Regions from separate parts of the Homo sapiens genome. Here region 1 is linked to region 2. A link is a contact called in ENCODE Hi-C or POLR2A ChIA-PET data. All regions are on one chromosome and are shown on one strand. The core of a region is the stretch at or near the end of the contact, and the rest is flanking DNA. Distances in the headings are between cores, read along the strand shown. Region 1 overlaps LOC124904555 (a long non-coding RNA gene). Region 2 holds the start of LINC01132 (long intergenic non-protein coding RNA 1132).

What was found. Hi-C counts contacts between places; a loop is a spot of excess contacts on that map. ChIA-PET counts read pairs that join two places held with the same protein, here RNA polymerase II (POLR2A). Pooled maps may share reads with other maps.
Region 1: a loop to region 2 is called in a map of dorsolateral prefrontal cortex, with 3 times the contacts of the local background. The contact joins the enhancer-like site here to the promoter of LINC01132 in region 2. A Hi-C loop is called at or near these places in 21 of 168 maps with a recorded cell type or tissue (CD14-positive monocyte, CD8-positive, alpha-beta T cell, Caco-2 and 16 more), 2 of 37 single-sample maps with no recorded cell type and 28 of 50 pooled maps. POLR2A ChIA-PET finds 5 or more read pairs at or near these places in 10 of 52 experiments (GM12878, HepG2, K562 and 7 more).

What each region holds. Positions count from the first base shown.
Region 1 is chr1:234,671,238-234,674,481 of GRCh38, reverse strand. LOC124904555 (a long non-coding RNA gene) reads left to right here. Exons shown (of 2, transcript XR_007066952.1): 2 at 1,492-3,080. Among named protein-coding and RNA genes, the nearest start is that of LINC00184, 44 kb to the right of the region's middle. Within about 2 kb of position 1,763, at least 3 of the 41 ENCODE cell types and tissues checked have a DNase peak (open chromatin) inside an H3K27ac peak, as active enhancers do; they include GM12878, where a contact is called at or near this core.
Region 2 is chr1:234,722,065-234,725,305 of GRCh38, reverse strand. It overlaps LINC01132 (long intergenic non-protein coding RNA 1132), which reads right to left and starts at 1,264. Exons shown (of 3, transcript NR_038856.1): 1 at 1,224-1,264; 2 at 1-83. RefSeq lists enhancers at 1-357, 358-920, 1,485-2,047.

The sequences.
Region 1 (3,244 bases), core at 514-3,013, 51 kb after region 2:
AGTGAGAACATCTAGGTCCTCCCTGATTTGGGGTAATAGACCTCTCTTCCACCCTGTGCAACTCCTCCAAAGCAGAACTGCTCCTGGCCCCTTCTCCCGGAGCCCCTCATAAATCAGCACCTACAGTCTTGCCTGCAGATCCTCTGGCCTGGGGACCATGCTGGGCTACAGACCAGTTTCAAACAGACACCACACTGGCCTCCCCATGTTAGTGTCCCCCTCAGCTACCTGCATCTTCATCCACCTTCAGACAAAACCCCATGCAAAATGATGCTGCCCGAAGCCACACATGAGTTTGCCCATTAAGTTTAGATCCTAGCTCATGTCCAGATTAGGACGGAGGTGACATTCTTACCTTCTGGCTAGTTACAAAATTCTTCGAAAGGGAAAATGCAAAAACAATCAGATCCTAAGTGAAATTGTGGAGTGGAAAGACCCGTGTAGCATCTTCTTGCCTTGTATTTTGGGGAAGCTCCTTCCTTAGGGCAAGCATTCAGGGACTATCACTGTGCTCTCTCTTTAGTTCTGAAGTATATGCATGTCAATGAATCCACAACATTGGTTTGATATTCCACATAAAAATGATCAGCAAGGAGGAGTCCATTCTCTTCTTCCAGTGATCCATAGAGTGAGATCAGAAATTTATCAGCCAGATGACATAGGATACAAGATTCTTTTGGATAATATGTGTAATGAAAATGCAAACAAATTTATGAAAGAGTTCTGTGAGCTACTTCATAGTCTGATTGACTCATACACTTGACAAGGTGAGGGGGCCCTCTCCAGACAAGGTGGGCCACAAAGAGCTTGGCCTCTGGACTCAAGTCTTGGTCCGCCATCTGCCTTACTATCTGGGTAATCTTGGCCAATTCGCTTCGCTTCTCTGAATCTCTGTTTTCTCACCTCAAAACTGAAAATTCTTGCTGAATTATTGTAAGAATTCGAGAAGATTTAATAGGCGCTCAGTAAATGTCAGCTTTTGGAGCCACTATTTAGTCTGGAAATAGTCTTTGGAGGGGACTCATATGAACCATATGCATAGCACCACCTCCATGTCTGTCTTTGAAACATACCCCACTGTCTCTTTCTCTCACACACACGTGCGCACACACACAGTTAAGGCTATGGGTCCCGACTGCCAGGGTTTGAGTCCTGGTCCTACATCCTTCTCCCTGTGTGACCCTGGCCACCTTACTGAACTTGTGGGTGTCCTTTTCCCTCATCTATTAAATGGGGACTTTTATGGGTGGTATGAAGATCAAATAAGTGAATACATTTAAACCACTAGAACAGTGTCTAGTATATAAAAGAGTGTGCATGGGTCAAGTATTATTATTACTATCCATTCTTCATGATTCTTCTGGGAATTAAAAACCAACAAACCTCTAACTATCAGTGAGAATCCTGAATTCTCATCTTTCCCGCTGACCTTCATTCTGTAACCTCGAATGCATCTCTTTCTTCCATTCACACATCTGCTTTCTCTTCCAGAACAGCTGGTACAAGTGGATCTGCTCGGCACCTATAACCTAATTACCTCTCAGGCTCACACAAGTCTCTGGCCGCTAAGCGAATGATCTCCCAAAGGGATTATTCTCAAGCAGCACAGAAACTGTCCCTATGCCTCAGGTGGCCCCAGAACTCTTTCGTACTAGAGACTTATCTGTTAATAAAGTTAACAAAGGAAAGTGGCCTTCCAAGAATGTTTGTTTGGGCCACTACCTGGAAGAAATAACACTTGACCATGAGAGACTTGGCTGAGCAGTGCTGGGTCAGCTTAACCAAAGAAGACCAGCCATCACCCACGGCAAGAGCAGCTCTGACTTGGACCCACTGTTCCCCCAGCCTGTTAGCAGCCTGTGAACAATCTTTAAGTGACCCCTGGCCCTGTCACATCTCCATTCAACAGGGTTCTTGGGGAGGATGTGTGGACCGAGAACAGTGCCCACCCACACCACCTGTAAGTGTGGCCACGGCAGCCAGCCAGCATGGATGCTAAGTAACAAGTGGTATTGGGGCACAGATGTGGCGGGAGCGCTTTGGGGCAAAGAAAGAGGTGCTGTGAGTGAGGACAGAAAGGAAGGGGAAAAAAAAGCCTCATGGGTTAGAGCGCCTCTCACCTTTGGCTCTTCTTCAGAAGACTGGTAAAAGAAAACAAGAAGAGAAATTGGTTTCCCTGACTTCTCTAAAGCAAGCGTTCTTCAGAAAAGAGAATCGATCAGCCTGGTTAAAGTGGATAAACTATGTGATGTCCATCCAGAGAGGTGTCTATTAATGGCTGTAAAATGGAAAGATGAATCAATGGGACCGATTAATATTTATGAAGAGTTGAACTAGGCAGAGTGAAAAAGCCTTGTATATTGGATAAGAAAGGAAAAGCATTGCACACCATAGGATGCGTTTGTTTGGCTAAGGTTTCTGTTTTGATCACTGGGTAATTGTATAGAGCAGGGGCGTATGGTAGAGAAAGAAAATCTATATCTAGAAGTTATTGACTTTATGTACAAAAGCACTGGTTGGTGCCTATTTTTGAGGACCACTCCATCTTAAAAATAACTTTGGTTTTGTACGGCCTAGTTGTGGTGGAAAAGGAGCTCCAAAGAGTAAGCAAGTTTCCTACAAAAAGAATCCAAGCTGTTGAAACTACAATTAAGAAATGCAAAGAGTTACTAATTTTACTACTTAGAGGAAAGGAAATTCACAAGCAGGAAAGAAACTGTGGATCAGGGCAAGTTGTAACTCTAGAGGTTCAGAGATAGGAGCTCTAATTACACCAGGGCAAGGGAGTACTGTTTGGGGAAATTTCTGAAACATGAAATAGGAAAGCTGAGGGTCAAAATGATATTGTGATGTGAATAAATAGAGAAGACATGTTTGCATGGAGCTCAGCTGGGTAATCATGGAAAGAAGGAGGGGCGAAGGAGGAAACTGAAAATCGAAATAAAGAACAGAAGCACAGACCATGAAATATGCCAAATATAGTGTGCAAATACTCAGAAGGCATGGAAAGATAAGTTAGAAGCCAAAACTCAGTTATCACTATCGTGTGAAGGAACAATAAAACTCTTAGCAAAAACAAATGACTTAGCATGAGACCAATACTGCTTTCCTTAGGTAGCTTGGTCCAGAGGGAAAAGGCTGATATCACTCCCTATCAAGGGTTTTTAGACGGTTTAAGTGAGCTCTGCAAGTGGGAGACACGGTGATGATTATTGACAGTTGCTATCTTTCAAGGGGGAGAAGC
Region 2 (3,241 bases), core at 15-2,514:
TTTGCTTCGGAAACCTGCCAACTCTCTGCCTGGAGACTTGCCTTTGATCACGACTTGTCACCTTTCAGGAGATGTTCCACTTTCTAAGCAGGTGAAAAATGAACCTGATTAAAAATAGGGAACTGGACTCTTCACAGAGTCCCCCTGTAAAGCCAAACTACTGGCTACACCTCCAAGGGGGAAAAGGGAACATCCCTGTCCCTCAGGTCCCAGGGCTCCGTGGGACCCAGGACCCCCGAACAGCCTGCAACCCTACGACGACGGCCTGGCCATGCTCCAGCAGCAGGCAGAGGCTTGGGCCACAGCCACGTACTGGCTCCTGCTCGCTGGGTTCACCTTGGTGACCAGAGGGCACTGTGACCGCCCATTCTCCTCCCTCCCTTCCTCCTCCCCTCAGTGCTTTATGGACCTGAGTTTCTGGAGCTTTCTCAAAACCGTGGACACGTTCCCAGTGGAAATCATGACATTTTCCGTTTCACATTACGCACTCCACAATGCCCCAGGAAGGGAGAGAGAGAGGGAAGGAAAATAGGGCCTGGGAGCCAGCCCCTCTCTGTCTGCAGCCAGGGCTGCTCGCTGCTCTGTTTATCCTGGAGTCACCTCCCTCCCGAACTTGACAGCCAGTGCCCCAGTGTTTTCTTCTGCAGTCAAAGGCCCCGATGAATAGGTGAACTGCCTTTTCTATCTGCTCATGTGGCACATCTGGATAAAGGCGTGCCTCTCTACTTTGTTGTGTTTTTTTAAAACTTTACTTTCCACTGCCATGGTAACTGCTGCATGTTTGGCAGAGGGAAAGAGGAAAAAAAAAAAAAGCTCGGAGAGAAGAAAAGGAGCTCTCAGCGCGGGGCTGGCGGCCGTCCAGGGTAATCATGCCGCAGAGCTGAAATGAGGCCTCTGGCGGGCAGCCAAGTTACAAAGAACAAAGCTGTCAGTTCCTAATGTTGGCGGCAATGCTTGTTTGGCACCCTTATATGGTTTCCCAGAACTCCCTGCCTTGGCCGCCTTCCATTCCCTTCAGGGCAGCAAACAGGATTAGCACAGCTCCGAGTTGTTTTTCTCCTCTCTCCTCCAACTGTTCCAATGACATCATCCCTGCTGCATTCATTTGCCAGCAGGGTGGTTTTTTTCTCTCTCTCTCCACCTCCCTCCTCCCTTCCTCCCTCCCTCTCCCTCCATTTCTCTCTCTCTCTCTCTCTCACACACACATCTCTACTCCCACTCACTTCCTGTAGCCTCCCCCTCGCCTCTGACTTTCTTTAAATGCAATGTTTTAGGTCATTCTTCTTGTCCAGCTTCTCTGTTAAATTAAAAACACCCTAGTGCTTGTACATTTAGCTGAATCAAGCCAGACGCTGTATTTTATTTTTATAACTGAATTCCTGTGAGATAAAAATCTCATTTTCCTTAGTAGGCTGTAATCAGCACTCACAGGGATGTGGTTTCCAACTGCCCCAGCTCGTGCTTCCTTATGAAGCTCCGCTGAGAAATGAACTTGGCTCCTGTTCAGGTTTAAAGGGCCCGAGGCCGGTCACACATTGCTCACTCATACACACACACACACACACACACACACACACACACACACAGAGGATGTGCACACAAAGACCATTATACATGTATGCACACACACATGGACACACGTTCTTGTCCAGGGAAGCCCCTACGGTTCCACACACGAAGAGCAAAAAAGTATTCCCTGAGACAGACAGACACACAATCAGTACCCAGTGTCATTCTTCCCCTTTCCAGGAGGAAAATAGGTGAATAAGTCAAGCTGAAAGCTGCTTCCGAAAAGACTGTTTTAAACTAGCAGGCAGGCCAGCGTTATGCAACTCATGGCTAGGTTCATTAAAGGAATCGAGGTTTGCCGACTGCACAAATGTTCCCCTGCCTGCCTCCGCCCCAGCCCCTCCACCCCACCCTGCTCTGATTCATGAACTAGTTTTCAGATTCATGAATCACTCGGGAGCCAGCAAGAGAAAAATGAGTAGTATTGATCTCATTTCAATTGAAATGGGCTCATTAAGGCCATGCTGGCTGTGGACGGCCTTGCACGACAAGACGCTGGCCGGCGTCCGAGGTCTGCAGGCGGGCGCCCGAGCCTGCGGGTGGGACAGGACTCCTTGGGTGAAGCCTCCGCGGAGGGTGCCCCTTCTTATTATTATTAAATGGACACAATATGATCTACTGGTACAAGGGACTCTGGCTGCACTCCGCAGCCCTCGTTGGGCAGGCCGGTTTTCTTCTTTTTGTGTGGCCCGTTTATTTTGTTATTTTTTTTCACAGTTAATGGAATCTCAGTGCAGTTTCGCTCCTGGATTTCTGGTGACTCTTAAGGACTACCTGAAGTAGGAATTCACCTTCTGAAACAACTGGCATATCTTGGGGTTTGTTTGTTTTAACGCAAACAAGGAGCTTTTTACTCTTCTCCCTCCAGACCTCTGCCTTGCCACCCTCCTTGTACCGTCTTCAGCGAGAAGGACTAGGGGCTAGGAACCATCTAGACTTGGAGTAATCTAATTTATGTGGGGAAAATTTCTCCACCAACTGGATGGCTGCCTTCACGTGGACACCGGTTTTATAAAACCACTCTTTCCCTTCCCAAATGAGAATAATGGTTGAGGAAGCAGCAACAGAGCCTGGGTGCAGAGACATCACAGAGGGAGGCGTTAGGCCCCTGGGGCAGATGTCGCAGAGGCCGCCCACGAAGGAGCTCTCTTCTCTCCCACTGCCTTTCCTCTCCCCACTTGAGTTCCAGCTCCCTCTTGACACGAGCTCCCCTCCCCTTTCCAGCCCTTCGCCTTACACTTGTCCTCATGTCTGGGGAATCTTTTCCTCTTCCTCTCTACAACACCGGTTGGGCACCGTGTGTGAGCAGATCAGGAGAGGCTATTAGCTTTGATTTGCAGCTTCCAAATGGATTTTTGCATGGTTTCTTCCTCCAGCTCCTTCCACCCCCACGCCAGCCCTGGGAGATTAAAAACAATGGACTGGACACATGCTTTTCAGAAAACCCAAAAAGCTGTCAACCAACACCACAGAAGGATTCCATCCTAAGAGGCATACTTTTGGATCCAAGAGTTTAGAAATGAGATTCTTATCCATTGACTTCAGAGACACCGTCATGCATTAGACGCATTTCCCTTGGCAGGGATTCGACGAAGTGACCTTACTCCCCTTTGTTCCTGCAGTGCCCGGAGAAACTGGGAATGACCCAAAGAAGGAAAAGGAAGGTGTGTTT